3 separate regions of the Homo sapiens genome follow, and all the other regions are linked to region 3. The links are chromatin contacts, found by Hi-C or POLR2A ChIA-PET in ENCODE. All regions are on one chromosome and are shown on one strand. Each heading gives the region's core, a stretch centred on a gene start or an enhancer-like site at or near the end of the contact. The rest is flanking DNA. Distances are from core to core; before and after follow the strand shown.

Region 1 (3,724 bases), core at 96-2,595, 61 kb before region 3:
AGTCTGGTGGTAATGAATTTCCTTTGTTTTTGCTTGTCTGGGAAAGACTTTATTTCTTTTTCCTTTTTTTTCTTTTTTTGAGATGAGGTCTCGCTATGTTGTTTAGGCTGATCTGAACTCCTAGGCTCAATCAATCTTCCCAACTCATCCTCCTGAGTAGTTGAGACTGCAGGCATATGTCACCAAATCTGGCTCTCCCTTATTTCTGAAGAATAGCTTTACTGGGTATAGTATTCTTGGCTGCCTTTTTTTTCTTCTTTCAGTACTTTGAATATGTCATTCCATTCTCTCCTGGCCTGTAAGATTTCTGAGGATAAATCTGCTGTTAGTCTAATGGGGATTCTTTATACGTGACTTGATGTTTTCTTTTGTTATTTTTAAAATTCTTTCTTTGTGGGTGCTTGAAGTCCTCCTACTTTCAATTTTCCCACAGAGTCTCATGAACTTATTGTGGCATCTGGGTCTTGAGGTGCAGGTTCACTGTTTATGGCAGGGTTGGATGTAATTTGCCTGCAGAGCCAGGATCTGTGACTCTGAGGAAACCCCTAGAAGCTTGGACCCAGAGAGTTTGGTTTTAGCTGTGAGTCTACCCCTGTGTGGAGGGTATATCCAACTCCAGGGAAGAAAAGGAGCTCTGGAGTTTAGGGTACAGAGAGCAAGGTATATCTGCAATTTGGGAACCTGGTCCAATGGAGCTCAGTGGAAACTTGGGTCCCTGGGGATGAGACAACATGTAGTGGTGACTCCGGGATGGCGGACTCAGTAGTATCCCAGACTCTGTGAGGCTAGGTGCAGCAGCAAGTTTTCATAGTGGTCAAACACATCTGTCGTTTGGGCCCTGGGGGTCAGGGGAGCAGCACAGTGACGATTGCATTCCCTGGAGAGAGGGCTTTCTTGGCAGCTCAGACTCCAGGAGACTAGTCTAATGCCAGGAAAGCAAGGTATTAGAGTAGGTTAGCCTGTAGGGTAGAGTGTCTCAGCTCAGTCACTGCCATGTTTCCCTGGAACATGGGGTACTACGTCAGCTCAGCCCTGAGCTGCTCAGGTTCCAGGGCACCAATTCCCCAGGGGTTTGTGTGCCACTTCAGCTCAGGCTCAGGCATAGAGGGTGGCTGTTCTGGGCTGCCAGGCACTATTTCCCTGAGACGTGGGGCTCTGCCAAGGCACTGTTTCCTCAAGAGGCAGCACATAGTTTCAGTTCAGGACCTTAGGGGCAGGGCACAGCCATAACCGAGAGAAGTAGATGGGGCTATTCTGCTAAAGCACTGTTTTCTTAGGAGGAAGTGTGCAGCTTCAGCTCCAGCTGAAGGGGGAGAGAGGAGGTGTAGGTGGTGCTGTTCAGCCCCATGGGCAAAGGTGTAACAGTTCCTTGAAGCTTGGCTTTGGGATGTTAGGCCACTGGGCAGGGATGGATCAAAGGTGGTTTAGCCTCAGGGATGGACAAGAGCCATGGCTACTCTCCCTTGGAGCAAGACACTCCAGCAGTAGTTCCAGTTCCGAAATGGGGTAAGACAGTAGCTATGCAGGCCACAGGGGATGGGGCCTAGTGGCAGCTCCTTCTCTGGGGGGAACACAGATTTGCAGACTCCAGGCAGCTCCCTCAGCTGGACTTAGTGCATGTGAGGACTTCAGGGGGACCCCAGTGATGAGAAGTGTAGGTGTCCAAAGAGTTGATGGCAGTTACTGGGATCCTCTTGTCTACCTTTGCACCATAAAAAGAGGTTCCTCCTGGTTTCTAGCTGATTCTGGTTGGGAGGTGGGGTGGTGAAGACCAGGTGTTTCCTTTTGCTCTCTGTGTGGTCAACCTCAGTTTCCGTGTTCACTGGGGTTTCTATTACTCCTTTGCCATACTCAGCCACTCTTCTTTAGTTGTTTTTATTAAAACATGATTGTTTGTGTGTTATTTGGCTATCTTTGTTGGAAAAATGAGCGCTAGAAGCTTTTAGTTGGCCATCCTGCTGACATCATTCTCCTCCAATTCTCTCTTGATCAGTCTACAAACCCATCTATTTAATTCTAAATTTGATTAGCTATATTTTTCATTTCTAAAATTTAGATTTGTTTCTTTTTCGATTTACTGACTCCTTTCCTACAATGTCCTCCTCTTGCTTTGTGAAGTTACCTTTCTCTTTCTCTTTGAGCTTATCTGACTTAAAGACTCTCCTTTTTTATTTTCTACTAACTGCAGCTGTTTGTATGTGCACTCTACCACTCCCTCTCTAATCAGTTTGTTTCCTTATGTGACTTGCAATATTTTTAAATCATGAGCTCCTCTTGAAAGAGAGTTGTTTTCCATGGAAGACCCTCAGGTCCTGGTACCTGGGAACAATCTTGTGGGGCAGTTTCAAATTCCTTTGCTGCGATTCTGTGAATTTCACTGGTTCCAGAGGAATTTTACAATGTATCTTGACTCTAGATTTCTATACTTGTGTGGTGTGCAATTTAGAGATCATGTATGCTGAACCAGCTTGAGGGGTTAATTTCCTTGCATTAATTTTTTCTATCTTCTCATGAGCCTATCAAGCTGCTTTGTGGTATCTCTGAGCTGTGAAACAGAGGAATTTCATAGTTTCCTTCATAAACCAGTAACTTCCAACTGTATATGGCTGGTTCATTTCCAGCTCTTTAACATGCAGAGGCCCTGGGTCTCATCAACCATCTCTCTGTTGCCATTAAAATCTCATCACCCTGACATCGAGTACCCTGAATGTACTCAACTTTGGCTCCATGCTCCCTTAAGTTTTGTGATCCTTCTTTATTTCTGGCACCTGAGAATGTTGCCTTCTTTCTTTACACAAGGCTCATATTTTAGGTAAAATTTTATTCTTAATTACTTTATCTGTTTTTGTGAAAAGGGAATTATACATGTCAATGCAAATCACTCTATTGTACACAAATTCCAGATATACCTTTACAAAATGCAAAACTTATCATATTGTTCTCCTACTTAATATTCTCAATGTTGTTTCATTGGCCTTAAGATAAAGTCCAAAGTCCCTTACCTAGGAAATAGTAGAGCAAAGCAGCTTAGAGCATGGCTTCAAGAGTTAGGATGATCTCAGTTTGTATCCATGTATGATTTCTCAACTATGTGACTTTGGACTAGTTAATGTCTTAGCCAGTTTTGTCATCTGTAAAACAGAGATAATTCTAGCACCTACTTCATACAGTCACTGTAAACTCTAAATGAGACAAGGTTGTGATCAGTCTGCAAGAGTGGAATGAACTTCCACTCCAAATTTGGTTCAGATTGATGATGCCAAACATGCACCAAAGGGTACGAAATGGTCCATGACTCATATAATAAGGCTTTCTGGGGAGAGCAGAGCAGGTCCAAGCAGGCCCAAAAATGGCTTGAGAAAGCAGGAAAAAGATACGTGGCTTGGCTTTATTGTGGTTTGGTATGAGGGTTCAGACTTGTAATTAAAGACAACACACATAAAACACACAGCATGGTGCCCACCATCATAGGCAATAAATGTTGGTTATCACAATAATATTGTTATCATGATTTAGAAGAATTTTCATGACCTTTGTAATGTCATTTTTCCCTATTACCCTCCTCATTCTACCCTCCAGCCATACTTCAGTTTTCTTGGATTCTTCAAGATAACATGGTCTCAGTGTCTATCATCTTGGTTTCTTTATCTGCAAGAACTTCCATTCCACCCTTTTACTTAGCTAGTTCTCAATCTCTCTTTAGGTTTTAACTTAAGTAGAATTT
Region 2 (3,425 bases), core at 592-3,091, 52 kb after region 3:
TTTAAATATATGAATGATTGATTATACTGCTACTCTAATCACCAGCTCAAAATATATACGCAAAATAATGAGGTGGCTGTCACATTCCAGTGTTCTGGAGTTTTGTAAGAGAAAGAGTTTTACGTGGTTGCCCAGTTTTGCCATTCCACAACATAAGTGACTGCCTGCATTGTCTGGCACTGACCAGGAGGTGAAACGGAAGATGAAGGGACAATAAAAGGACATGGGTGCCTGTTGTGCCCAGGAGAGCCGGAGGTGGAAATCCTATGGAATAAATGAGCAGTGTTTTCTATGGTGAGCTCAGTTTTTCCTCACTCCTCATCCTAGGAATCACAGCAGCATCTTGGGCTCAAAAAGAAGAAATGTTGAAACTCCAGAGCAGATAGCAACGCAAAGAGACACTCCTTGGGGAATTCAATCTGACAAGTATGTACCAAGTCTCCACCATTTACAAGGCACTTTGGTAGTTGCTAGAAATATAAGTTGGCTAGGACCTACTCTGTGCCCTAGAGAACCCCATGGTTGGGAGTGGTGGTGGGAAGTATTGACCACAAATCACTTACTTAAAATTGAATTGTCAGCTAACTTTGGGTGGGTGAGGAGCTGTCTAGACAATAGTTCCTCTTCTGTAAATGATTTGAATGATACAATAAAAAACAGACTTTTTAAAGCCTAGGGTTGAGTTATATTAGATTGCTAAAATTTCTGGAAACAAATTGTGTTCAAAGTAACCACAATAATTTGGAAAAATAAGTTTAAAGAAGATACATGTAAGTTATCTCTGGGCCCAGATCAAGCAAGAGGTACAAGTTGCAGAATGAATGTCCTTCCAGTTTAACAACTAGAGCGCTGCAAATTCCCTACCACAAGGGCAGTGCCAAAATATTAAGTAAAAAGTCTAGGTACAGGTCCTGCTCTCATCCCTTCCACGACAGGCTTGAGTCATAAAGCTGGACTTTCTAACCACACAACTTCGACTTCGTGAATTTCCTTTCCCATTTTTCCTCTTATTTCCCCGCCAACAGGAAACCTGTGTAGTGGATAAAGACCAGGCTGTCACTGCTAATCCCAATCAGAAACTTGGTCCTTGATTCTTCCCAGTGGCCGACATCTCCGCTGCGAAAACGGGTGTGAACTATTCACTAAAGCAGCAGGGCCCGAACGCCTTTAACAATCCATTTCCTTCGGACTCCGTTTGCGAAGCCCATCAGCACCCATTACTCCCTTTGGCTTCGCATCCTAGCAGAAGCTAAATTGTTTAAACCCCCGCTCCTCCCCAGGGTTTGGCGGTCCTCGACCCTCAAGGGAACCTGGGATGCCGGCGCCAGGCTTGCCTCTGGCCCAGGGCGCCCGCCTGGCCTGCACTCCCTCCCTGGACACTGGGCCCGCCTGCCCTCCCCGGGCTGTACCTAGGGGTGTGGAGGCCAGGGGGCCGGCGCCCGCGGGGCCGCGGCGGGAGCTCTCCCGGCCCACGGGCCGAAAACCCTGGCGACTGGGACGCGGCCAGGCGGGCCGGGGGCGAGGGGCGCTGACCAGAAGCGGGCGGAGCCTAGGGGCCCGGGCCGGCAGCCTGACTCCCCGTGGGCCGGCTCTGCTGGGTGGGCATTCCCGCGGGGCGCCGAGGTACAACATGAGGGCTCTTTCGCTGACACCGAGGGGCCTTGAGGGCTGCAAGAAATGCAGGCCCGGCGGCTGCCCCCGAGAGCGGGACGCGCGCCCGCGCGGTGGGCGGGAATCCTAAGGGGACGCGGAGGCGGGCGCGCGCCCCGCAGGGGAGGGGGCGGAGAGCGCGAGAAGGAGGGAGGAGGCGTCCCCGTGCGGGAGCCCGGCTGACCGCGCCAGACCCAGACAGAGCATCGCGGCTTTGGCTGCAACAGGCGGTGGGCTCGGCTCGGGGGCGGAGGCGGCGAAAGGGCGGGGAGCGCGAGGAGGAGCGACCTGGCCTCACCGCTGCCGCCTCTTCCCCGCCGCATGGACGAGCGCCTCAGCCTTCTGCGCTCGCCGCCGCCGCCCTCAGCCCGCCACCGCGCCCACCCTCCTCAGCGCCCAGCGAGCAGCGGCGGTGCCCACACGCTGGTGAACCACGGCTACGCGGAGCCCGCCGCAGGCCGCGAGCTGCCGCCCGACATGACCGTGGTGCCCGGGGACCACCTGCTGGAGCCGGAGGTGGCCGATGGTGGAGGGGCCCCGCCTCAAGGCGGCTGTGGCGGCGGCGGCTGCGACCGCTACGAGCCGCTGCCGCCCTCACTGCCGGCCGCGGGCGAGCAGGACTGCTGCGGGGAGCGCGTGGTCATCAACATCTCCGGGCTGCGCTTCGAGACGCAGCTGAAGACCCTTTGCCAGTTCCCCGAGACGCTGCTGGGCGACCCCAAGCGGCGCATGAGGTACTTCGACCCGCTCCGCAACGAGTACTTCTTCGACCGCAACCGGCCCAGCTTCGACGCCATCCTCTACTACTATCAGTCCGGGGGCCGCATCCGCCGGCCGGTCAACGTGCCCATCGACATTTTCTCCGAGGAGATCCGCTTCTACCAGCTGGGCGAGGAGGCCATGGAGAAGTTCCGCGAGGACGAGGGCTTCCTGCGGGAGGAGGAGCGGCCCTTGCCCCGCCGCGACTTCCAGCGCCAGGTGTGGCTGCTCTTCGAGTACCCCGAGAGCTCCGGGCCGGCCCGGGGCATCGCCATCGTGTCCGTGCTGGTCATCCTCATCTCCATTGTCATCTTCTGCCTGGAGACGCTGCCGGAGTTCCGCGACGAGAAGGACTACCCCGCCTCGACGTCGCAGGACTCATTCGAAGCAGCCGGCAACAGCACGTCGGGGTCCCGCGCAGGAGCCTCCAGCTTCTCCGATCCCTTCTTCGTGGTGGAGACGCTGTGCATCATCTGGTTCTCCTTCGAACTGCTGGTGCGGTTCTTCGCTTGTCCTAGCAAAGCCACCTTCTCGCGAAACATCATGAACCTGATCGACATTGTGGCCATCATTCCTTATTTTATCACTCTGGGTACCGAGCTGGCCGAACGACAGGGCAATGGACAGCAGGCCATGTCTCTGGCCATCCTGAGGGTCATCCGCCTGGTAAGGGTCTTCCGCATCTTCAAGCTGTCGCGCCACTCCAAGGGGCTGCAGATCCTCGGGCAAACGCTGAAGGCGTCCATGCGGGAGCTGGGATTGCTCATCTTCTTCCTCTTTATTGGGGTCATCCTTTTCTCCAGCGCGGTCTACTTTGCCGAGGCAGACGACCCCACTTCAGGTTTCAGCAGCATCCCGGATGCCTTCTGGTGGGCAGTGGTAACCATGACAACAGTGGGTTACGGCGATATGCACCCAGTGACCATAGGGGGCAAGATTGTGGGATCTCTCTGTGCCATCGCCGGTGTCTTGACCATCGCATTGCCAGTTCCCGTGATTGTTTCCAACTTCAATTA
Region 3 (3,702 bases), core at 256-2,755:
CCCTGTATAATTTTGGGCTTGGTACAAAATTATTACCCTTAACAACCAATCAACCAATCCTGGCCTTTACCCATTACACCATTACAGTCAGCCAATAACCCTGAGGTCTTCCCAAGAACTGACTTTGGCTGAATTAGCAAGTACAAACCTCTGTGTGATTCTGATGGTGAGCATTTATTGCAGTACTTGGGGATAAGATTAACCTCCTATGCACCCTTATTAAGCTCTTATTCTTCCAAGTTCTCAGATTATAGAGAAGATAAGTCCCTTATAGGGTCATCTGGACCAGCTGAAGCAAACAATTCCCAAATGTTTGCTGGCCTTTGCTCTGGATTTTCACCACTTTATGAAATTAACTTGGAGAATCAGAGCCTCACTACTGAATAGAGACTAAAAAAAATATTGGTACTCTTGACATTGAGACCCTTTCCTTCCATCTTTCCTACACCCAAACCATCTGAGACCAGTGGGACTTACTGCTCTTTTTAGGTCAGATGTCCCATTACAGAAACTCTTCCCCCACACTTTGGTTTCTACATCATAATAAATTATTCTCTCAAAGTCTCAGAAATAGTTTCTTTCTTTCTGTTGTCATTCTAGAGTCAGCCAAGCCCACAGTGCAGACAATTCCAGAAACAACCCTTTCCCAATACCAGAGCAACTCTAGTGAGCAACATTTCCCAAGGGCAGGCTTGTCAGACACCGGAGCAGACTCCAGGGCAATGGTTCCTGTCTCACATCAAACTCCTGCTTCTGTCCCTGCATACTGAAGAGCTCCCTGTCTCCCTGGCTGGCTCAGTCCCTTGATGTGCGCTTTTAATATTCATCTCCTTCTCCCTCTCTTGATGTGAATTAAAAGAGCAACTTGCAAGGCAAACAAGAGGAAAATAACAGATTGCTGCTGCTCATTAAAGCTTCAGCTCAATACAGTCTGATAAGAGCTACAAGACTGGCTTCCCCTCCCAGTCGAGGGTGGGGGAGTTGGGGGCATGATGATCATAGTACCTTGGATATGCTCTGGGCTCAAGGGATTTTACAGATGGAAATGCATTTTTCTTCCTGAATCTTTACTGTCTGTTGGAACCCCAGAGTTTAAGCTTATCACTTTCATTTTCCTGACATACAATCTTAGAGAATTCACTTCATTGTTTTGGGTTTCATTTAGTTTTTCTGCCTGAAAATGGAAAAAAGATTAATAGCCTCCTAAGTGAACTGTGTAATGCTAAACAAATGAATAAATATGAAAGCATTTTGGAAGAATTATCTTCTCTCTCTCTCTTTCACTTTCTCTTTCTTCCCATCAGTATTTCAATCTGCTTGAACAGCTTTTCTAAATCTTAAAATAATGAAGTCTTCCTCCAATCACAGGTCTTACTTTAGCTACTGCACTATTTCTTTTCTCCCCTTTGAAGTGAAACCTCATAAAATGTTGTCTATATTTGTTACCTTCATTTCCTCTTTCCACCCCCACTCTTCAACCCACTACAATCTGGCTTCCACCCCATCACTCCCCTGAAACTGTTCTCACTATGACCACCAATGACCCTGTTGTCAAATTCAAGTAATATCATTTTAGTTATTATCTAACTTGACCCTTTTTTCCCCAGCTGGTGATTCTTTCCTCCTGTATCTACACAATTCTCTTTCCTTGGTACCCAAACATTACTATCTCTAGGTTATTCTCCTACCTCTCTGGCTAATCCTTCTCAGGCAACTTCCTCTGTTTCTCATTAAATGTCAGTGTTTCCAGCCACTCTTCTCATTATAGATTTCTTTAGGGATTTGATTTACACCCCAAACTTCATCTCCCATCTGTATATAAATAACTCCTAAGTCTACATCTCCAGCTTAAATCTGTCTCCAGAAGTATAGACCCATTTACCCAGCTGTTTACATTCAACCCCACAAATAATGACACCCCCTTTTTCAAAGAATTCAGTGGCTCCCCTTAACCATCAGGACAAAGTTTAAACTCATGAGCGTGGTATCCAAGGCCTTTCTCACTCTTATCTCTCTGCACTTCACCCCTCCAACTCCATGCTCCTCCCACTCTGCACCTGCAGTCCCCACACAGAGTTTTGCCTCCGAGTCATTGCACATGTTCTTCCCTCTCCAAGGAATTATTTTTTTCTCTACCCCTTATTTTCATGGCCTGACAAACTATGACCTTCCCTGGAAGACTCAGCATAGATACCACCTTTTCTGGGAATTCTTCACAGTTGGGTTTGGTCCCCCCACCTTGAATGCTCCTCAGCATCCTGTGGTTCCCACCTCCTAACATTTATCACATGGCACTGTGGTAACCTATTTACTTTTCTTACCCCCAAATGAAGTCACTTTTGCTGTTTCTTCTTATTAAAAATAATGCATACTCGATATAAAAATAAAAAGACAAGCAAAAAGAGTATTAAAAAATCTGATAATCTTGCCCACCTATTTACTGCCAGCCACAAGATGTTGTTCTAGGTGCTGCAAGGAATAAAGGCATGAATAAGGCATGGTGCCCAACCACGGCAGAGGGAGAAAAGTGTTGGGGGGAGCTTTTATTGAGTGCTGGGACATGCCAGGCAGCACCCAGGGGCTTTGCCTGTGCTATTTCTCATGTGTGTCCCCCACCAGACTGAAAACTCACTGAGAGCAGTAACCGTATCCTTGTTTTTAGTGCCAACTCCAGCGTCTGGCATGAAATAGATCCTTAATAAACACCCAAATAAAGAGTGTGCAGTATGCTGATGAATGATAATTATCGCTACATTAAAAAATACGTAAAGACTCATTTTTTCCTCTTTGGATGAAAGAAAGATTATGGCACTAGAAATTTAAAAAGCATTTCCAGCAAGACTCCCACCCTACTGAATCTAAGTAGACACCAGTGGTTATTTTCACACTCACAGAGCACAGGCTTGCTGAATTTTTTCTATTCTAAAGCCCACATCCCTCTCTTAATATGCTATTTCCACCTTCCTCCCTCAGCAAAATATTATACATACATGTATACATGCACACACATAGATATAATAGCTGCATTGCATTGAAAAGCTAATGGAGAGATGTTAATACTAGCTATGTCTGTGTGGGTAGAATTATCAGACTTTTTAATACTCTTTTTGCTTGTATTTTTATTTATATATTGAGCATGTATTATTTTTAATAAGAAGGAACAGCAAAAGTTACTTCATTTGGGGGTCACAATCTGCAGTAACATGAAGTAGAACTTATAAGCTGAGCAATGATACTTTTTTTTGTTTGTTTTTGACACGGAGTCTCACTCTGTTGCCCATGCTGGAGTGCAGTGGCGCGATCTCGGCTCACTGCAAGCTCCCCCTCCCGGGTTCATGCCATTCTTCTGCCTCAGCCTCCCGAGTAGCTGGGACTACAGGCGCCCACCACCACGCCCAGCTAATTTTTTTTTTTTTTTTTGTATTTTTAGTACAGACGGGGTTTCACCGTGTTAGCCAGGATGGTCTCGATCTCCTGACCTTGTAATCCACCCGCCTCAGCCTCCCAAAGTGCTGGGATTACAGGCATGAGCCACCGTGCCCAGCCAAGCGATGATACTTTTAAGAGGATATTACAACTGGGGACATGGAGAGAACAGTGTAACACAAGGAAAGTTTTAATTTAATTCAATCCACAGGCATTGATCATCTGCCAGCCACAAGATGTTACTCTAGGTGCTGCAAGGAATAAAGGCATGAATAA

The links. A loop is a pair of places that touch in the nucleus more often than their neighbours do. ChIA-PET counts read pairs that join two places held with the same protein, here RNA polymerase II (POLR2A). Pooled maps may share reads with other maps.
Region 1: a loop to region 3 is called in a map with no recorded cell type, with 7 times the contacts of the local background. The contact joins two enhancer-like sites. A Hi-C loop is called at or near these places in 1 of 168 maps with a recorded cell type or tissue (vagina), 6 of 37 single-sample maps with no recorded cell type and 5 of 50 pooled maps. POLR2A ChIA-PET finds 5 or more read pairs at or near these places in 1 of 52 experiments (CD4-positive, alpha-beta T cell).
Region 2: a loop to region 3 is called in a map of OCI-LY7, with 2.8 times the contacts of the local background. The contact joins the promoter of KCNA3 here to the enhancer-like site in region 3. A Hi-C loop is called at or near these places in 4 of 168 maps with a recorded cell type or tissue (CD4-positive, alpha-beta memory T cell, OCI-LY7, chondrocyte and 1 more), 26 of 37 single-sample maps with no recorded cell type and 12 of 50 pooled maps. POLR2A ChIA-PET finds 5 or more read pairs at or near these places in 9 of 52 experiments (CD4-positive, alpha-beta T cell, CD4-positive, alpha-beta memory T cell, OCI-LY7 and 5 more).

Annotation. Positions count from the first base shown.
Region 1 is chr1:110,785,417-110,789,140 of GRCh38, reverse strand. No RefSeq gene overlaps it. Among named protein-coding and RNA genes, the nearest start is that of CD53, 86 kb to the left of the region's middle. RefSeq lists an enhancer at 1,248-1,587. Within about 2 kb of position 1,345, at least 7 of the 41 ENCODE cell types and tissues checked have a DNase peak (open chromatin) inside an H3K27ac peak, as active enhancers do.
Region 2 is chr1:110,673,356-110,676,780 of GRCh38, reverse strand. It overlaps KCNA3 (potassium voltage-gated channel subfamily A member 3), which reads left to right and starts at 1,841. Exons shown (of 1, transcript NM_002232.5): 1 at 1,841-3,425. The coding sequence starts at 1,972. RefSeq lists silencers at 1,716-1,775, 1,846-1,895, 2,006-2,105.
Region 3 is chr1:110,724,639-110,728,340 of GRCh38, reverse strand. No RefSeq gene overlaps it. Among named protein-coding and RNA genes, the nearest start is that of KCNA3, 52 kb to the right of the region's middle. Within about 2 kb of position 1,505, at least 3 of the 41 ENCODE cell types and tissues checked have a DNase peak (open chromatin) inside an H3K27ac peak, as active enhancers do; they include OCI-LY7, where a contact is called at or near this core.